2 separate regions of the Homo sapiens genome follow, and region 2 is linked to region 1. The links are chromatin loops, found by intact Hi-C in ENCODE. Cell type or tissue: endothelial cell of umbilical vein. All regions are shown on one strand.

Region 1 (5,000 bases):
TTTCGCCATGTTGGCCAGGCTGATCTTGAACTCCTGGCCTCAAGTGATCTGCCTGCCTCAGCCTCCCAGTGCCCGCAATGGGATTGCAGGCATGAGCCACTGCACCAGGACTAAAAGTCACTATCTTTTAGTTTGTTTGCGGTGAAAAAAAATAGTTTAAAAAATAAATTAGAAACAGACACTATTACCCAGTATCTATATTTAATCACAGAAATATTTCTTAATGCTTCCAACTCTGAAGTCCCAGACATTCTTAACTATGTACTGTAGTTATAAATAATATGAAGGCTGGAGCACAGTGGCTCACGCCAGTAATCCCAGCACTTTAGGAGGCCATGACAGGCAGATTGCTTGAGCCAAGGAGTTCGAGACCAGCCTGGGCAACATAGTGAGACCCCTCTCCCGCCTCATCTCTACAGTAAATAAATTAGTCAAGTGTGGTGGCAATGTGTCTGTAGTCCCAGCTACTCAGGAGGCTGAGGTGGGAGGATCCCTTGAGCCCAGGAGGTCAAGGCTGAAGTGAGCTGTAATTGCACCACTGCATTCCAGCTTGGTCGACACAGCGACAGCGTTTTTCAAAAAGAAAGAAAATATGTATCCCTGCACCATAGGAAATAGGAAGTATTGTGTGACTTTTTCTTGGTCTTTCGAGGAACTATGTCATATGAATCATGATGACTGCTGAAAATGCACAGGAAGATAAAGAAAAGTGACTTGTTGCTCAACTGTTTCAAGCCCAACTCTGGGTACCAAACTGTGGCTCCCTAAACTAACCCAGAGGGCTTGACTCTGACAAAGCTCTAGGTGCAGCCATAAGACTGACCCTTAAAAATCTGACCTGAGATAGCGACAGTCTCACCCCGAAAGCAGACCACAAATTGGGTTTATAATCTAGTGGTTTGCAGGATATGACATACTACCTAATGAACAGGGTGACCGAGTTTGGTGTGATTAGTCCGCAGATGCCAGAAAGGCTGAAGAAGCCTGCCATGAAACTAAGTTTCTGGCCAGTGGTTCCAGCCTAATCTCAGACCCTGGGAACAGAGAAGCACCCCTTCATCTCCTCCTGCAGGTAGAGATTCACCACATTCACCTTTGTAAGCTCCCTTTCCAACAACCTTGGGCACCTTTTGCAACCTATAAAGGTCCTCTCCTTGAATGCCTGCTGCTTTTCCCTGTGCTTGTCCTATCTCACTCAGATCTTTGATTCCCCTGACGACATTCCCCACCCCCTCCCCACCCCATCTCAGCTGTCCTTCTCAGCCTCGCTATCTACTCTCATTCCTCACCTGAGTGTTCCAGCAAGATCACTGTTCTATAAAGGCTCAACCTTCAAACTTGCAATACACATTTCCTGGGTCCTGCTTTGTCTCTATCCTCTGTGCTCAGCCCTGGTGTAGGATCAGTGTTCCTGTCACTCCATCTCCTTTTCCAGGGATATTTGCATCTTTAGTAGTAGTCTTCATTGGTGGTCCTTCAGTGGAGTGTCACAAAGAGAAGGGAAAACACTCAGGTACTATGAGGGGAAAGGTTGGGGACTGTTGAGAGATCACAAGGACACCTCTCACTCCTACCCCCAAAGCTACCTTAACCTATTCCTGTCAAGACAGAAGGTTGGCCGGGTGCAGTGGCTCACACCTGTAATCCCGGCACTTTGGGAGGCCAAGGCAGGTGGATCACCTGAGGTCCAAAGTTTGAGACCAGCCTGGCCAACATGGTGAAACCCCATCTCTACTGAAGATACAAAAAATTAGCCAGGCATGGTGGCAAGTGCCTGTAATCCCAGCTACTCGGGAAGCTGAGGCAGGAGAATCGCTTGAACCAAGGAGATGGAGGTTGCAGTGAGCCAAGATCGTGCCACTGCACTGCAGCCTGGGAGACAGAGCAAGACTCCATCAAAAAAAAAAAAAAAAAAAAAAAAGACAGAAGGGTCATGCCCCAGAAAACTCAACCCTGAGTCTTTGATTTGGTGTGAATTTCCCTACTTCCTTTGCTTGAAAGAAACCTACTTTTTCTAGATGTATTTGAAGAAAAACTAATAGTGATCTCCAAGCTTCAAGTGAGAATTTGTAAAGCATGGCCTATAATATCTGGCATTGTTTCCTCCAGGGCTGCTGACAGGGTCCAGGGAAAATCCCAGGAGCTTCAGAAAAGGGGTTTCTTGCTGAGTGTCATTGTGTTTTTGCAACAATGACAAAATGATATTGTGCTTTTAACACTTGATAGGAAAGGATACATTTCTTTCTGCCTCCTGGCAAATCACTGAATCTAGGGCAGTATCTGTCAGGCTGAACTTTTCCAGTACACACTCACCTTTCCTTTGTGGTTTGTTTTTTCTTGATAATGATTCCATTCCTAAGTTTTCTTCTTATGTTTATGTCTCTCCTGGATGTTATGCAGCCATCCAATGCCGAGTACGAAACTCCACTGAATCACAGTAAGAATAGTGTTGAGCCACATCTTCATTGCATCCATCAGTAGATTGATGCCCAGACAGATTTCATATGGAGTAGAACTGGCCGTGAGGTTTTCTGAGATGACTGATGGATTCGGCCTCTCACTCATGGAAGGTTTTATAACCCCAGCTTACCTCCAGAGAAGGCCTCATGTGTCAGTCAAAGGCTAAAGAAGATATTCGGTTCTCAATTTTAGTGTCCCATAAAGAAGATTGGGCAAACACAGAGGAAAAGGTCCTGTGTTTACTTTTAAAGAAATGTTAAAGTTATTATAGTTATTGGATTACATACATGGATTGAGCTGTGGATTAGGAATAACAGGACCTCATGATATAATGTGGTTTATTTTAAAATGTAAACACACACTCATATTTCATGGAGCAATAGAGGAAAATTTCTTCGGAAAGAGCAAATATGCTGAGGAAAACCAGACTCATGAATTCCTGCACATTCCTAGCTTTATGACCCCATGGTTTTATTTGGTTAATGTTCACTTTCCACACTTGGCTACCGAAATAGCTTTCCATTCCAAGGTTGTTACTGCAAAGTAAAAAGCTCAAGTTTCCCTCTCACACTTCACAGGATATTAATCGCTCAGAGCTCTTGCCCTCCCTTTCGCAATGTTCCTGATTTTCATACTTCCGATTGAGAAACTACCACATACACACTGAGGATATCCTGCTTGGTCAGCAGGCTGGCTATTCTAAGTGCCAACTCTCAGGGGAGATGTCTTCAGTATTTCTCCAGAGTGTTGCTTTGGGGGGCACTCCTGTGCCGTAGTAGTTCTGACACTTATCAGATCCAGATCATTCTACTAACAATGGTCTTGAGCCAACATTTGTCATTCAAAGGTTGCTCTCTTATGGAATTGCCATAGCTAGGCAATCATTTCTTATTTAGAAACATTGGACACTTTTAGGTGTGCTTTCATGGTGATTATACGGTTTTACATTAAGTTATGCAGCAAAATATCTTTTAGGAGCCCCAGATACTCAATGAGGCACCATCACATTGAACAGAAATAATTGCAAGTAGGAAGGTGATTTGAGGAAGTGACAATCCCCCAGTGGAATCTGGTTTTGAACTGTGACGTCTTATAGCATTTCATGATTGTTTTGTTAGTGCCAGGAAATCTGATCTGGGAGAAACATTGGCACTTTTTCTAAGGCTCACATCATTAAAGTTTATTTCTTTATTTGAGGGAGAGAGCTTGCTCCAAATTGGAGAAAACCGAGAGAACAGTTAGTAGGACTTAAATTCTAACTCTGTTGATGTCTCAGTTATTTATTACTGTGTAACAAACTACCCTAAAATTTAGTGGCTTAAAACAAAAACCATGTAATTGTTCATGATTCTGTGGGTCAGGAATTCAGACAGGGCTCAGTGGGGATGGTTCACCTCTGCTCCACATCATGTTGCCTGGGGCTGGAAGATCCAAGATGACCTCACTCACGGGCTTAGGCATTGGTGCTGGCTGATGGCGGGGGGAGCTCACTTCTCTTCCAAGGACCTCTCTCTTTTCTCTCTCTCTCTATCTTTCCCCCCAATCCTCCACCCCACCCTTCACTCTTGCTCTCACTCTATCTCTGTGGTCTCTCATCATTCAGTAGTCATATTTACATTGAGGTAGCTGGCTCACCAAAGGAACTGGAAATGCTCTCAAGGATCAGAAATCAGTGTCACTTCTCCCACATTCTACTGACCTGACCAAAGTAAATCTCAGGATCCACCTAGAATCATGCAGAGAAGAAAGACTCCACTTCTTGGCTGAAAGAGCTGCGTGGTACACAGGGTTTGTTGGTGGCCATTTTTTGCAGAAAAGCTACTACAGTGGCTGACTCCTAGCAAGGTGTTTCTAAGTTCCTTCACTGGACAAATTAATATTAGTCAATTGCCTTAAAGAAATAGAGTTATCTTATTTGGTGGACTCCCAAATGCCATCCACACTGTGTGTAAGATGCACATAGTTTTATGCACTGTTTTAAAAGAAAGCCACCAAATAAAATGGGACATGATATCAATTGTTAAGATCAATTTCAGAGATACTAAATGATGGAGGAAATATGCATGTTAGAATTAATAAAAATGGTAATTATTCACTATATAACTCAACAGAATTTAAAAATGAATGGATAAAAATCTGAGGTGTAAAAATAAGTCACTCTTTTGATCACTGAGTCTATTAATTGAATATCAACTTACATAGGTCTTATCCTGACTAAGGTGCTGATGATCTGGCCTACTGTCTAGTAGAACAGGGCCTTAAGGAACCATTATTTCTCCCCCATCCCCTCATCAAACCATGAGGAAAAGCCTGATGAGGGAAGCAAGCAATGAATCAGTAAAATGAACATTTTAAAGAATAAGAGGTCCTGTGAGTGTCTGGGGGGAAATAAAGAAGGTGATGAGGGATAATAACAAACCACCTCCTTTAGACAGGGGTGGTTACCGAAGGGCATGTGAAGAAAGGATGTTGAAGCAGAGACCCAGGGATTAAAAAGAATCAGCCATGCAAAAAGCAGAGGAAGGTACTTGTATTAGTCC
Region 2 (5,000 bases), 56 kb after region 1:
TAAGTGGCTTAAAAAATTACTTATAAAATGCTTCAAACATACAAAAAAATACAAGAAATAGTACAATAAACACACACGTACCTGGTATCTAGATTCAATCATTGTTAATATCTTACTGTGTGTGTTTTTGTGGAGAGAGAAAGAGTAAGGGAGAGAAAGGAATTCTGAAATAAATTACAGACATTATCACACTTCAACACTTCACACCTTAGTTTCTTTTAATCTTTCTAATCTACAACAGTCTCCCAGCCCTGGTCTGTTTCTTGTTGTTCTTGTTTTTTTTTAATGACTTTGACTTATTGAAGAGACCAGGGTAGTGTGTCTTATAAGACAGCTCATATTCTGAACATGTCTGATTGTTTCCTTGTGGTACATATGATGCTTTAAAAATATATATGTTTTTAAATAAATAGCCTACATTTAGAATTCAGGCAATTTTGAGTAAAATTCTGGATTTCTGGCTTTAAAAACTTAAAAAAAAAATCAAAAGACCTGGCAGTGCCTGGTGTGTATTCCTGGCTGGTTACAATTTGTGGCCCAGTGTATGAGCTGCTGCCTTTGAGAGGGCACCATGTTGTAGCTGAGTGTCAAGTGCTATTCCTTATTGTGTCAAATCAACTGTCAACACACCTCATCCATTTGTGTAGTCCCCAAGGGAAAATGAGTTTATAACTGTATCAGTCCAGGTTCTCCACAAAAACTGGACCAACAGGCTATCCATGAAAGCATTTGTTTTAAGGAATTGGCTCACAGGATTGTGGGGGCTGGCATGTCCAAAATCCACAGGGCAGGCTGGCATGCTGGTAAATCAAGCAGGATTTTGATGTTACAGTCTCTCAGAATTCCTTCTTCTCTGGGAAACTTCAGTTTTGGCTCTTAAAACCAGCACTCATTGGTGAAGCCCACCCACATTGTGGAAGGTAATCACCCTTGCTTAAAGTGAATTGATTGTAGATGTTGATGACATCTACAAAATACCTTCATAGCAATATCTAGACTAGGGTTTGACCAAATGACTGGGCACCATAGCCTAGCCAAGTTGACACACAAAATTGACCATCACAATGACTTTGTTTTAGAACCAAACATGAGAATATTGGTTTTACATAGCTTTCTTCTCCCAAAAGCTTTCTCCTGCTTCATATTGGTTTTCCATCACTGTGTCACAAATTACCACAAACTTAGTGACTTAAAACACAAATTTATTATCTCATAATTTTCATAGCTCAGAAGTCTAGATATAGTGTAGCTGAATTCCCTCCTCAGGATCTTCCCTGACTGAAATCAAGGTGGGGCTGCATTCTCCTCTAGGGTTTGGGGTCCTTTTCCATGCTCTCTGGCTGTTGGCAGAATTCATTTCCTTAACAGTTGTAGGACTGAACTCTGCCAGCTGGGAACAACTTTCAGCCCTTAGAGGTCATCTACATTCCTTACCACGTGGCCCTTTCTCTTCTTAAGCCAATAAAAATATGTCAAATTCTCCTGTGTCAAATTTCTGCCTTTCTTGTCAGCCACCAGCTGGAGAAAACTCTCTGATTTTAAAGGGCTTATGTTATTCAGTCAGGCCACCAGATCATCCCCCTTTCGTAAGTAAACTGTGCCATATACATGACCTAATCACAGGAGTAAACTCCATTACACTCATGGTCCTGCATCATATCCATTATGCAGGAGATGTGTACATGGAGGAGGGTCCAGAATCTTGGGGCCCTCTTAGAATTCTGCCTACCACATTCTTCTTCAAGTTATTTGCAAAAGGTTTTACCTTCTATATTCAAGAAAATAACAGAATTAAAGTGAAATGCTCAAAAATCAATGACTGAGCAAACCCATTTTCCTAAGGAGTATAAGAAGTAGCTAGGGACTGAGCCATACCTTCCCACATAAGGAATCAGGAGAACTATCAAATAGAGCCTCGCTAAATAATGCATTCTCATAAAATGTAAAAGGGATCTCCCTTTCTTCCCTTATACAAACTCTGCCTTCAGAGTAAGAGTTTACTCATCTCTTCCCATTCTGAGATTTATTGGTAGCTTCTTGTAAAACCAGCCTCAGTTGCACCCAGCCACACAGAGATAAAAGACCTATGAAAGCAAAACCAGAGACCAAACAAAGAGCTGCCTTAACTCTTTTGGGATTGTATTTTTAAGTGATCACAAAAGGGGGAAGAAGAAAAAAAATCCCAAGCAGGGGCCCACCAACAGAGAGGTTTTATAGTAGTAATTCAACTTTCTTACACTCAGTTCCTTGTAGATTGTTATTTGCTGTTTTTAAGGAAACAGGATGGAAGGTGGAAAAGGCAACCTTAAAGAAGCGTGCAAAAACAAAATTCCAGACTTACAGAAATGATGACTGGATCACAAAATGTGTAGTCACACTTACGGGTGTTATCTTTTCATAACTCCTTCCTGTGTTTCTTCTGGGCCATTTTACCAAGAGATATCATGCATTCATCTGCCAAAAAATACAGTGGCAGCAAATGAGCCACACTTATTCATCAAATTTCTATTATACATAGGTCTGTACACTGGTTATACCACAGTCACTCAGTCCTTGCCCCAGAATGTTTTCCCAAAAAACCTTTACAGGAAAGTTAAAAAAAAAAAAAAAAGAGGTGCTTCAATTCTTTTACTTTTCTGTTACTGGAAACACTGAAAAAGGAATCCAGGTATCACTGGCTGAGAACTCATTTTTCTATGATCCAATCTATAATCCTATGCAACAGAGAAGAATCTAAGCCATTAAAAGTGGTTTTGAGTACTGCTTATATACCTATTTCAGCCTGTTATATGATGCACTGCATTTGACCATCAACTCAGAGACCTGCTGAAATGAACTGTTGGAAGTTCCCCTCAGGAGAACTTTTCCTCATTGAGAAGCCACAAATAATACCTCACTTGAAGTGTGATTAGAAAAGTTTACAAGGAACTGAAATATTCTCATGAATTTCAATGTTTAATTTAAGCATGTCTTCCCCAAAAGAAATCTAAACAAAAACCTTGCCAAATACCTCTGGTAGCAAGGAGAACTAATAATGGAATCTCCTGCCAAGTGTTCCGAGAGGTTGAGAATAATGATATCCATCTCAAGAGAATTTGTAGGTCATGGATTTTCCCTCCAATCCTAACATTTTCAGGAGCTTTCTATTTTTTATGCCCAGGATATTTCCTATTATATTTATTAAATGATGAAGAGGAGAGGGGATGGGGGACAAAGAAGTAATTAATTGGTTTCCTTGCATGTTATAACCTAAGGAGAAAGGCAGACATGGCATGATGAGGAAGAACATTGGAAGCACAGCCAAGGCAGAGGCTGGGAGGAGTCACTGAAAGCAATTAGTCATCCATCATCCCCATCCCCAAAAATCCTGAATAGGGAACGGAAAAAAGAGTCTTTTTGGGGGGGTCAGTGTTCAGAGCCCTTTGAACCAATTTCCTTGCCTCATTTGTAAATTAAAGACACTTTTCATCACCCAGACTTTATTTCAAATGAAGGTAAGAATAAGGATCTTATAAACACAAGTCTTCTTGACAACATAAATTATAGTTCCCAGAACTTTCCTTCACGTATTCCAATGTTATTACCACTGTTTACCACAATCACAAGCTATTCCCCTAGAGATATCTAAAAGATGAGCTATTTAAGTCAACACCTCCTACAAAGTAAATAACTTCTCAGCTCTCAGCTTTCATCCATCCAACATTTTCTTCTTTACAGTACTCCCTACTCTGCCTCTTGACTAAGGAAAATTAGATTCTCTTCTCTGGCTTAGCATTTTGTTTTGCAAGAGTGCTCACTTGCTTTTCTTCATTCCCCTGACAGCTCCATATCTGACAGCATTCCTTCTATGAGGATAATCCTCTTTGAATGAAAGACAAAAGTATTTGTTCAGTGTCTACTATATGTTCATGGTGTTGGCTTAGAGACTAAGGCAGAATCTCTCAAGTTTGCCATTATTGACAGTTTGAGCAGGAAAACCCCCTTTTCGTAGAGGGCCGTCCTGTGCATTGTAGAATGTTTAGCATCGTCCCTGGCCTCTATTCACTAGATTTCAGAAGCACCTCCCTCCCCAGCTGTGACAACCAAGAAATATCTCCAAACATTGTTAAATGTCCCTAAGGAGCAGATTTGTCCCCAGCTGAGAACAAGTAGACTAAGGGAATTTCAACAGAAATAGAAAAAAGAGTCCCTTTCCTTGAGGAGTGTAAAATCTTATGGAGACATAGATTGTTATACGGAAGCATCTTTAGAGATGATTTATGAATCTTCCTTTTTTATTAGTGAATACATCGAGTGAGGCACAGAGACATTAAGTGATTTGCTCAGTTGTACAACAGAAATATTCCAGAAAACAAAGGTAGCATATAATCAAGCCTAAATTGCATTTGTGTAGACCACAGATGCTATGAAAACCTAAAGAAGGGAGAGACTAATGCTAGTTAGTAGTGGCATGAAAGAGGTAGTACTACATCTCCAAAGATGAGCACTTGAAGGGTGAGATCAGCAGGGAGAAGAAGGAAGGGGATGCCTGGCATGATCATGCATGACTACAGCATATGTAACGGCCTAAAGGTAAGAGTAGAGCATGGAGCTTTAGAGGAATGAGGCAGGTACTAACTCAGAATGGCCAAAGATAAGGTTGGAGAGGTTAAATGGGTCCAAATTCTGGAGGCTGCTGACCTCCTGGATTAAGTCCAAGATCCGATTGAGAGCCCTTCAAAAAATGATTTCTGACATCCTCTTGGGGAAGGCAGAAAAACTGAAAACACGCTAATTGGGAGTCAAGAGATCTGGGTTCTAGTCCTAGCAATTCACTGACAGCTGTGTGACTAGGACAAGCTCATTTATTTCCCTTGGCCCCACTTCCTGCATCTGTAAAATGGGGGTCGAACTGCATGACCCCTGAGCTCCTGTCCAGCTGTTGCTTGTTCTGTTCACACCTGCTGTCACTTGCACTAATGGCCAAAGAGCTGTTTGCTGCTTGCCCTGATGTGTCTCAG

The links. Hi-C counts contacts between places; a loop is a spot of excess contacts. Peaks named below come from ENCODE experiments on the same cell type or tissue, not always from the same donor. Only the 100,000 strongest peaks of a DNase experiment are listed, where the experiment ranks them.
Region 2: it touches region 1 in a loop (5-fold over the local background); 5 of 110 quality-filtered maps call a loop at or near these places.

Annotation. Positions count from the first base shown.
Region 1 is chr7:22,574,691-22,579,690 of GRCh38, forward strand. No RefSeq gene overlaps it. Among named protein-coding and RNA genes, the nearest start is that of STEAP1B-AS1, 14 kb to the left of the region's middle. In endothelial cell of umbilical vein, no CTCF peak of the experiment used is centred here; DNase peaks (open chromatin) are centred at 3,041 and 3,521; H3K27ac peaks cover 3,296 bases.
Region 2 is chr7:22,630,469-22,635,468 of GRCh38, forward strand. No RefSeq gene overlaps it. Among named protein-coding and RNA genes, the nearest start is that of STEAP1B-AS1, 70 kb to the left of the region's middle. In endothelial cell of umbilical vein, no CTCF peak of the experiment used is centred here; DNase peaks (open chromatin) are centred at 1,533 and 2,373; H3K27ac peaks cover 3,317 bases.